2 separate regions of the Mus musculus genome follow, and region 1 is linked to region 2. The links are chromatin loops, found by intact Hi-C in ENCODE. Cell type or tissue: left cerebral cortex. All regions are shown on one strand. Links, peaks and the distances in the headings refer to the core of each region. The heading gives the core; the rest is flanking DNA. Region 1 holds the start of Eapp (E2F-associated phosphoprotein). Region 2 overlaps Snx6 (sorting nexin 6).

What was found. Peaks named below come from ENCODE experiments on the same cell type or tissue, not always from the same donor. Only the 100,000 strongest peaks of a DNase experiment are listed, where the experiment ranks them.
Region 1: a loop joins it to region 2, with 3 times the contacts of the local background. A loop is called at or near these places in 8 of 42 quality-filtered maps.

Annotation. Positions count from the first base shown.
Region 1 is chr12:54,694,010-54,699,386 of GRCm38, forward strand. Eapp (E2F-associated phosphoprotein) reads right to left here and starts at 1,885. Exons shown (of 6, transcript NM_025456.4): 1 at 1,702-1,885. The coding sequence starts at 1,775. Gm22513 (a small nuclear RNA gene) reads left to right here and starts at 2,773; the gene lies at 2,773-2,936. In left cerebral cortex, for the core only: CTCF peaks have their summits at 1,634 and 3,112 (motif pointing right); DNase peaks (open chromatin) are centred at 1,617, 1,890, 2,539, 2,881 and 1 more place; H3K4me3 peaks cover 1,955 bases; H3K27ac peaks cover 1,918 bases.
Region 2 is chr12:54,744,508-54,749,819 of GRCm38, forward strand. It overlaps Snx6 (sorting nexin 6), which reads right to left. Exons shown (of 14, transcript NM_026998.3): 14 at 1,850-2,552. The coding sequence ends at 2,499. Among named protein-coding and RNA genes, the nearest start is that of Gm22317, 8.5 kb to the left of the region's middle. In left cerebral cortex, for the core only: a CTCF peak has its summit at 3,359 (motif pointing left); no DNase peak of the experiment used is centred there.

The DNA.
Region 1 (5,377 bases), core at 94-5,093, 51 kb before region 2:
GCCAGGACAGCCAATGCTCTTAACCACTGAGCCATCTTTCCAGCTTTCCTTTTGGCTTCTCGTATTATCACACTGCTTTCCAATACCATTATACCAATTCATTAACTAATTCTATTAAACTAAAAAAAAAAAAAAACTTTCTTCAAAGAACTGAGTTTTATTTAAATAAAACCAATATAATTATATACAATTAATATCCCAACATAAAATATTTAATAGGAATTAAATACTATAATTTAATTTAAAAGACGTGGAAAACTATGCTACAGCAAACTGTGAATAGAGAGAACTATGCACACTGACTATTCTTCCTGGAGCTGGAAACTGAACCCAGCATTTCATGCACCTGTTCTACCGTTGAGCTACATCATAGCCCTAAGAAAATTACAGTACATTCCAAATTCTAACTAACTTCTGTCATCGTAGACTGACTTCTGTGATTAGTTTCCTATCAACAGAATTATAATAAATGTACATCAATAATAGGAAGAAATAAAACAACAAAAATGAATTAAGTCAGGGCCAGCAAGATAACTCAGCAGCAGACAAAGGGCTTGTCACCAAGCCTCATGACCTGAGTTCAATTTCTGGGACCCACATGGAAGGAGACAAGTTGTAGATTAAGACGCGGAGAAAAAAGCCAGGCGTGAGCTGGGCGTGGTGGCGCAAGCCTTTAATCCCAGCACTCGGGAGGCAGAGGCAGGTGGATTTCTGAGTTCGAGGCCAGCCTGGTCTACAAAGTGAGTTCCAGGACAGCCAGGGCTATAGAGAAACCCTGTCTCAAAAAAAACAAAACAAAAAAAAAAAAAAAAAAAAAAAAACTGCGGGAAAAAGAACAACAAAGCAAAAGCCAGCTGCAAGAAATGCCTTGGACATTTTTTTCTTGTTTTAAGACAAAATCTTACGTAGCCCAGAACCAGCTTTGAACTCTTCACCCTCTGGCCTCCTAAATGATGGGATTATAGGCATACACTACCATGTCTGACTTAATTCATTTAACTTTTAAATTACAGTTTTAAAAATGTTGTGTATAGCCGGGCATGGTGGCGCATGCCTTTGGTCCCAGCACTTGGGGGGCAGAGGCAGGCGGATTTCTGAGTTCGAGGCCAGCCTGCTCTACAGAGTGAGTTCCAGGACAGCCAGGCTATACAGAGAAACCCTGTCTCGAAAAACAAAAGAAAGAAAGAAAGGAAGAAAGGAAGGAAGAAAGAAAGAAAAATGTTGTGTATATGGGCATATGGGTGCTATGGCATGCGTGTGGAGATCATAACTTAAAAAAAAAAAAAAAGCCCATTCCTTTTTTTTTTTTTTTCCATTCTCTATTCCCTAGTTTCTACTTGACAGTCTTCAAGATAAGTACTTCGTGCTAAGGGCCAGGCCCTCACTAGCTTAGGACACTGTCCCATACTTGTATTTCCATTTACAGATGCGAGGCCGAGAACTGACTTGCCTTCGGTCACAGTGCTAGTAAACGGTAAACAGGGTTCCATCTAAGGCTTCACGCCTGGGGGCCCACGTAATTCCGGAACATCCCTCTTCCCGCACTGCTGTCCATCCTGGTTCCCTAGAGACTGAGCAGCGCCATCAAGCGCCCCGAGGCTCCCGCAAGTGAAGCGGACGACACTGCGCCCAGGGACGGCCGGCGCGAACAACACAACGGCCTCAGCCAAGGCAGGGCGGAGACGCGGGGCAGCGGCCCACCTGCTCAGAGCCGGCTCCTCGTCGCTCGGCTCTTCCACCGCGTACGGGTCATAGTCATCCTGGAGTCGGTTCATGGCGACCTGAGGACGCCTACACCGCCCCGGCGTCTGTGTACTCCGCCAGCGCCTTCCCCAAAGCTTCCCGGAGACTCCACTTCCGCCCGTACTGCGAGTCCTTCCTGTGCGCCTGCGCAAGCCGTCCAGTGACAAGGATGCAAGAGACGGGGCGTGCGGAGGGTCAATGTTAACACGTCTCTACGTTTTCTTTTCCGCTGAAAATAGCAGTTGTCTTTGTGCATTTTTCTTCTCGCCGCCGCCGCCGCCGCCACCTCCTCCTCCTCCTCCTCTTAACTTAAGCTTTATTTAGGTTTTGAAAAGGTCTCACTAACCCAGTCTAACCTGTAACCAGTTATGTAGCCCAGGCTGGCTTCGCTCTGCTTACCGTGACCTGCGGAGAGCTGAGATTACAGTTGTATATCACTATCCAGTCAGATTTATTTCTTCAAAGTTGTTATCTTAGCCCTTCTCTCATGGTTTTTATTAGGTTTATTGGCTGTGTGCAAGTAAATAATGTATAATAGACCTACTCAGAAAAACACCACGGAAAAACGATTTTTCTTTTACTAGTTAAACTTAACAAGGGTGGATCTCTTAGAATCCTGTCCTCCGCTAGCAGAAACTGAATTGAGCTAAAAAAAACTTTTTCTTTGCCCAGAGCCTGGGCAGAAGCTTAGGTTTTGAATTCCAGATTCGATTGCCCACTACCAACAAACCCCGCCCCCGCCTCACAGCCTTAGTGGGCGGAGTCGCGTTGAGGGGCCTACAGACGAGTTCCCGCGGCGTCACCACAAAGGCGTGGAATATGTAGATGAGAATTTCACGCAAAGGCTACCGGTTCTCCCTAAATAGACATTTTTTTCCGTTATTGATAATATTTACATAATATAAGCGTATATTTATGGATCAAGGTTAGAAAAGAGAATATAATGTAGAGAAGACGCATTGAGGAAGAGACCGTAGTTATAAAGTAAGTATACAATGATGGAGAGCCTGCACACGGCACTCGCAACTCATACTTACCTGGCAGGGGAGATACCATGATCACGAAGGTGGTTTTCCCAGGGCGAGGCTCATCCATTGCACTCCGGATGTGCTGACCCCTGCGATTTCCCCAAATGCGGGAAACTCGACTGCATAATTTGTGGTAGTGGGGGACTGCGTTCGCGCTCTCCCCTGGCATTTTTGTTGAAAAAATAGAAAACATTTACTTTAGCATTGCGAAAGACTTGCTTTCTACCTGGTGTTTTAGTTTTTTTTTTTTTTTTTTTTTTAAAGATTTATTTATTTATTATATATAAGTACACTGTAGCTGTCTTCAGACACTCCAGAAGAGGGCATCAGATCTCATTACGGGTGGTTGTGAGCCTGGTTGCTGGGATTTGAACTTCGGACCTTCGGAAGAGCAGTCGGGTGCTCTTACCCACTGAGCCATCTCACCAGCCCTAGGTTTATTTTTGAATGATGTGTAAGGTAATTGTCAGTTGAAATAAGTTTTACTATCTCAGTTAGCACCAACAACTTGTTTTCTTTTTTTTCTGGTGTTTTCAAGACAGGGTTTCTCTGTCCTCGAACTCACTTTGTAAAAAGGTCAGATACTAACTGTTTAGGTGAAGCAAACCCAAAAGGTGTTGTATTTGCTAAGCTTTATGTAAACATGACACTAACTTCATGAAAACTTTGAGAAGATTCATATTGGGAAGTTGGACATCTTAATCTGTACAGGATGGAAAGGCTCATTGTGGGCGGTACTACCCCTGGGCCGGCACTCCTGCCTGCTAAGGTATGAGGGACTAGTAAAGTAAGCAACATGCCTCCACAACCTTTTCTTCAGTATTTGCTACATCCTGTTTCTGCCTTGAAATAAACCCTTTCTGTTCTGAAATAAACCCTTCCTCCCCAAGTTAGTTGATTTTGATCCTGGACCAGAAACCATAAGACAGGCATCATTTGTTGCGACCCAATTAATTTCATTAGGTTTGTCTGTATGAAATTTAATGTAATCTGGGAGGTGAGGGGTCTCCCCTCTAATATGTACTGTTATTTTGCTACATTATCATGTTGCCACGATGCCTTCTAAATATTTATATTTATACTCAAGGATTTGTGTTGCTTTCAATTGTCCGGTTGAAAAACTGCCAAGCGTTTTTCTGCAGCACATTAGTGTAGAGGTTTCTGAGGAGATCCACAACTGGTCAAAATGCAAAGAATAAGGAACAGGGCTCAACTGCAGGTGAATGGTCTATATCTGCTCCCACCCGAGATTCTGGGAACTCGGGAGAGGCCAGTCTTCTGTGAGAACTGTCTAGACAGGACCCAGCTGCTGCATGCATCACCTCACTGAAGCTGTGGTTACCAGCACAACGAGGTTGCAGGGATAGCTCAGTGGCTAAGAACACTTGCAGAAGACCAGATTTTCCTTCCCAGCACTGAGTGGGGCAGCTCATCTGCCTGTAACTCCAGTTCCAGAGGCAGAGCAAGGATATTGCCCAAGACCTTGGTAAATAGAGAGAAATCAAGGAAGATGCGCTATCTCAACCTGTAACTTTTTCCCACATTCAAACACACACACATGCGCTCATACATGTAAACATACATGCACACCGCACATATCTACATGCTTTTTGCTTTTTCGGGTTTATTTTTGGGGTGGGGGTTGTTTTGGGTTTTGTCCTCCTGGAACTTACTATGTAGATCAGCTAGCTTTGAACTCACAGAGATCTGCTTGCTTCTGTCTCGGGCCCAGTCCAAAATAAATTTTAAATTGGTGTGTGTGCGCGCTTGCAAGTGTGCCTGCCTGCCTGCCTGATCCCCTGGAGCTATAGTTATAGGCACTTGTGTAATGCCTGACATAAGTGCTGGGAACCAAAGTTGGACCCTCTACAAAAGAATCTAGTACTCTTTTTTAAAAATATTTATTTATTTTATGTATGTGAGTACATGGTAGCTGTCTTCAGACGCACCAGAAGAGGTCCCATTACAGATGGGACCCATTGGATCCCATTACAGATGGTTGTGAGCCACCATGTGGTTGCTTGGAGTTGAACTCAGGACCTCTGGCAGAGCAGTTAGTGCTCTTAACCACTGAGACATCTCTCCAGCCCCAGAACCAAGTACTCTTAAGCAGCGAGTGAGCTATTTCTCCGGAATCCAAAACAAATTTTAAAAATTAGAACTTGCTTTGTGGTGATGGTGCACACCTTTAATCCCAGAACTTGGGAGGCAGAGACAGGCCAATCTCTGAGTTTGAGGCCACCCTGGTCTACCAATTGAGTTCCAAGAGAGCCAGGGATACAGAGAGAAACTATGTCTTGTCCCCCACCCACCTCCCCAAAATTAAAGCTTTCTCCGGCCAGAGGTGGTGTTTTTTATTCTCAACATCTGAAAGGCAGAGGCAGGCAGATTGACATTATCTACTCTAAGAACAAACTTTCCATCCGGTTTAATGACTTCTACCAACAGAAGTATGTGTCACCACACCATAACTAAACCCTGCCACTTTAAACCCGAGGTGTAGGGAGTGGGTGGGAGGGAAGACTCAACGGGTAAGAAGGCCTTTGCTTCACATGCCTCATGACCTGAGTTCAGTCCCTAGAACCCAATATTTTGCTTCGTACAAA
Region 2 (5,312 bases), core at 313-5,312:
CCCTTCTGGGGAGGGGGTGGGGTGTAACATCTATTAGGCCCTGGCTGGCCTGGAACTTCCTATGTAGACTAGGCTGGCATTGAGACTCAGAGCTCTCCTGCCACAGCTGGGGTTACAGGCATGTACCACACCTGTTCTCCCTTGGTTTCAGAGGCAGGTGTTCACCTCCGGGGCTTGCCTGGCCTTAGACACACAGCAGCAGTCCTGGGGTCACAGGAACGTGGCAGAAGGCTCATCCACACATGTTATTTCTCCAGGTGTTGGTGAGAAAGCCCTGCACACTATCTGCTAGTTCTGTGGCCTACCCAAGGCCTTTAGCTAGTATATGCAGCTGCTACCTACTACCCCGGACCCCGGGACGCATGCTAACAATGAATCCCGGGCCAGCCAAGTGGCCTTAGGGGTGGTAAACACACTTGCCCCACAGCTTACAGCTGGAGTCACATCCATGTGGTGGAAGGAGAGATTTGACTCCCAGAAGCCCTCCTCTGACCTCAGCTCAGGTCCCTGCCCTCACACACTACATACACTCATCTGAAAATAGAATCGGGTTGGAGAGCGGTTTCGGTGACTGAGCACACCGGCTGCTCTTCCCTAGGACCCTTGGTTGGTTTCCCAGCATCCACTACACTGAAGCTCTGGTTCTGGGGACCCTATGTTCTCCTCTACCCCACCTCCCCACTTTCTGGCCTCCAGCAACTGCACTTGGAGCAGACAGACAGATGGGCAGGCAAAAGAGCTCATACAGAGTAAATAAAAAATAAGCAAAAAATGTAATAAAAATTTTCAGAATACTCACTCCTTTCTGCTCCTAAAGCGACCACCTTTTTAAAAACAAAATAACCTACGGGTAAGAGAACTGCTGTATCCTTTGTCCCTCTTCCATTTCTCGGCTATTACACACCTTCACATTTCTGAAGCACGGCACCAACATTTATTAGTCCTCACAACATCCCTGTGAGGTAGGTCAACATGTCCTTTATAGCAGAGAATGGAGAAGCCAGAAGAGGCTCTTGCCCATACCGGATTGAGGCTTCAAGAGCAGCTGGTGAGGGTGGGAGGGAATCCAGAAGCAAGGGCCCTTGGTCCTGCACTCACCCACTGGGACACGAGTGGGTGTATTTCTACCAATTAGGGTCACGCACACAAAGGACAAAAAATGTCTGGGCCGATAACAGAAAAACCAACGTTGGAACGGCACCGGCAAACATGTCAAGAGAGCAAGCACACTAACCAGCAGAGGGAGGAGGCTGGGTCTGGGTCTTGGGTAGACCCTGACCCAGAATCATCAGGGTGGTTTGTAGAAATGTAAACAAACTAGGAACTCGTTCCAGGGTGACCAGCCGAACTCCCTGTGGTTTCCAAATAGGAGAGGAGTAAGAAATATATGAGAAGTCCATCATCCAAGTCCAGTTTACACTGGGGGCACAGGAAGCAGTCTGGGCCAGTCAGAAAGACCAGGCGTGGGTGACACAGACCCAGGGACTCTTCATCTGTCTGCACCCCACCTTTCGTCCTGGGGACCACCCCCTCCCTCCTCCTAGCAGATAGCTTTTCCTCTACACCACTCACTAGACAGCCATGGTAGCCACCAAATGGCTCGGCTGACGAATGTCTCCCGGTTATCTGCTGAGATAGGCAGGGAATCCAGGGAATTGTAGACGGGGATCTAGGGAACCATGATACTCCTGCATTTTGAATCAGTGCACCCAGAAGGTCACTCTACGTGAGGTAAAGCATTCAGTGAACCTGGTTTGGCCATTTCAAACAAAGGGGGCCGGGGGGTGGGGGAGGGAGGAAAGAAAGAAAAAAAAAAGATAAAGAAAAGACCTTCACTGTAAAGCATAATGCCGGAGTAGATTTATTATCGCTACCCTGAATTCCAGAGCCATACAAGGAGCATGGAGTCAAAACGCCACTGCTGTCTCTGGGCGTTTACAATATTGGTTTAGTCCACAAGTTTAAGGCAAACATACTAACGCATCTGCTTTTCTTCAGAGATCATACTTATAAAGCTTACATAAAGTCTGACCCGAAACTTCTACGTTCATTAATTCAAAGTAAGTCTCGTTAAGACGCTTTACACAGATACATGAAAGAACTAAGGGAACAGGATGCTTAAAAAATATTCAGAAAGGCAACCTTTATCTTGTGTGAACAGAGAGTACTTTGAGAATGTTAAAACAGGACAAGCGATTCTTAGGTAAATAAGGCCTGCAGCCACAGAACCGCCACATAGGAAATAAACACAGTAAGACAGGCTTCTCAAAGAAAAGAGAGGGTAGAACTTTGGGCTTCTTGGAAGGTGGAGTGCGAGGTGGCAGGCCGCTGCCCTGCAGCCGGTGAGCCCTGCTGCTCCACTGTCTCTCAGAAGAAGAGCTGATGCACTGTGCCCGCTGTCTCTGTTGTTCCCAGTGAGCTTAGATGCCGGAGGGAGGTCGTCAGGAAAACAAACTGGATTTGAAGGCAGCCCTTTTTGACAGAAGGCAGAGTGAAGCCTATGTGTCTCCATTTAAAACCGCAAGGCAGTTCTGAAGGAGCTGAAGGTTGCCCTGGTGAGGAGGAAACAGGCAGTCACCAGGTATGCCAGTCCTAACAGCTTCAAAGAGTTGTTTGTAAATATTGTTTTTATTACTATTTGATGTATTTGGGTGTTTTGCCTGCATGTTTGTCAGGAGCCACACACAAGCAAGCAAGAAAGCAAGCATAAAAGAAAAATTGTACTCTAATGTCACAATTCTGGAAACATCTCTATAACAGTTTAAAAACAAAGTACCAACCTGTTAAGTAAATAAGTTTCTACCTAGATGAGAATGGTTTAGATTGTTCTACTTAAAAAAATTCATTTGTAAAAAATATATTTTATTTCACATCTGAGACAAAGCTTTTATGGTATATACCAGGCTGGCCTTGCACTCATGATTCCCCTATCTCAGGCTCCAGAGTGCTGGGATGACAGATGTGAGCCACAAAGGCTGTTTTTTTGTTTTTGTTTTTTTCGATACAGGGTTTCTCTGTATAGCCCTGGCTGTCCTGGAACTCACTCTGTAGGCCAGGCTGGCCTCGAACTCAGAAATCCGCCTGCCTCTGCCTCCCAAGTGCTGGGATTAAAGGCATGTGCCATCAACGCCCAGCTGTAAAATAAGACTTTTGAGTCCAAGGTTAACTAGTGAATTTGATTTTTGATTGTGTAATAGTATTAAACTAAAATTAAAAAACAAAAAACAAAAAAACAACCCAGGCTGGAGAGATAGCTCAGCGGTTAAGAGCACTGACTGCTCTTCCGAAGGTCGTGAGTTCAAATCTCAGCAACCACATGGTGGCTCACAACCATCTGTAATGAGATCTGACGCCCTCTTCTGGTGAAAAAAAAAGTGGGATCTGGTGAGACACATTTTTTTTTCCTGGTTTTTTGAGACAGGATTTCTCTGTGTAGCCCTGGCTGTCCTGGAACTCACTCTGTAGACCAGGCTGGCCCCGAACTCAGAAATCGGCCTGTCTCTGCCTCCGCCTGGCAGTGAGACATATCTTTAATCCCAGCACTTGGGACATAGAGACAGGTAGATGGATCTATGGAAGTTCTAGTATAGCTAAGACTACAGAGAGATCTGGTTTAAACTCCCCACAACCACTGTGGTGGTTTGAGTAAGGATGGCCCCATAGGCTCATAGTTAAATACTTAGGAGTGGCATTAGGAGGTGTGGCTTGTTAGAGGAACTGTGTCAAGGAGGCGGTTGGGGGGTGGGGTGGGCTTTGGGGTTTCAAATACCCAAGCCAGACCCAGGCTTTCTTTGCTGGTGGATCAGGATTGAAGGTCTCAGACTGTTCTAGCTACTTCCTGCATGCTTCCATGCTCCCTACCATGATAATAAAGGACCACCCTCTGAAATTATAAGCCAGTCCCCGTTTAAATGCTTTCTTTTATAACAGGTTCTTTGAGTTGGATGGTGGTGATGCCTTTAATTTCAGCCCTCAGGAGGCAGAGGCAGAGGCTGGTGGATCTCTGTGAGTTCCAGGCCAACCTAGCCTACACAGAAAAATCCTGTCTCAAAAATCAAAAAAAAAAAAAAAAAAAGAAAAAAAAAATGAGTTGCCGCGGTTATGGTATCTCTTCACAGATTTAGAACAGTGACTAAGACACAACACTGTGCTAAAAGGAAGAACTTTCCATTGCGGGCAGTAACCCTAGCTCCTGGGGGCCTGAGGCAGGAGACTGTCAGTTTGAGACCATGCTAGACTACATAAGAAGACCCTGCCATTTTAAACCTGAGGTACAGTGAATGGGAGGCATAGAAGACAAACAGGTAAAGGCATTTGCTTCACAAGCCCGGTGACCTAAGCTGAGCCCCTGAACCCCACGCAAAAAGCGAAGTCTAGTGGGGCATCTGCATCCCAGATGGCGTCAGCTAGAGTTTCTACTTCTTGTGAAGAAACACGGTGACCGCGGGAGCTCCTGTAGAGGACAACAGGTAAGTTGGGGTTGGTGCACAGGGTCAGCTATGCAGCCCATTATCATCATGGTGGGAAGCAGGGCAGCTTGGAGGCAGACATGGTGCTGAGAGGTCTGCCTTGCTGCCTCTGGATCAGTAGGGAGGGAGGGAGGGAGGGAGGGAGGGAGGGAGGGAGGGAGGGAGGGAGACACTGACTGACTCTGAGACTCTAGCACATTCTGGTAATCCTAGAACTCAGGACAGAAATATTGCCATGAGTTTAAACTGAGCCTGAATTTACAGAGTAAGTTTTAGAAGATTTTAGTCTTAAAAAGAGAAAGAGAATCAACATTTGAAGATGGGGTGTAGCTCAGTGGTAGAATACTTGCCTAGCATATGCAAAGTCCTGGATTTGATCGGCATCACAGAGAAGAAAAATGAAAATCAACATCCCGAAGCCAGCATAATAGCAGTTTCGAGCAAGAACCATTCATGGATTAAACAAAAATCTCAGATTTATTTTATGTATATGAGCTTTTGTATGCATGCATGTATGTATGTATATATGCCTGTATGTATGCATGTATGTATGCATGTATGTACACTCCATGCATGCCTGGTTCCTGTAGAGGACCTGTTATTCCCTAGAACTGGAGTTACAAACCACATGTGGGTGCTGGGGGTGAAACCCATCTCCATCCCCTCTACAAAAACTTAGCTCTTAGCCTAATGAGCTCTTTCTCCATCACACACTGATGGGTTTTAAAACATAAGGATGTGGGGCTGGAGAGATGGATGCTCAATGGTTAAAAAGCACTGCCTGTTTTTCCAGAGAGCCTGGGTTTAATTCCCAGTATGGCAGTTCACAACTGTCTGTAACTC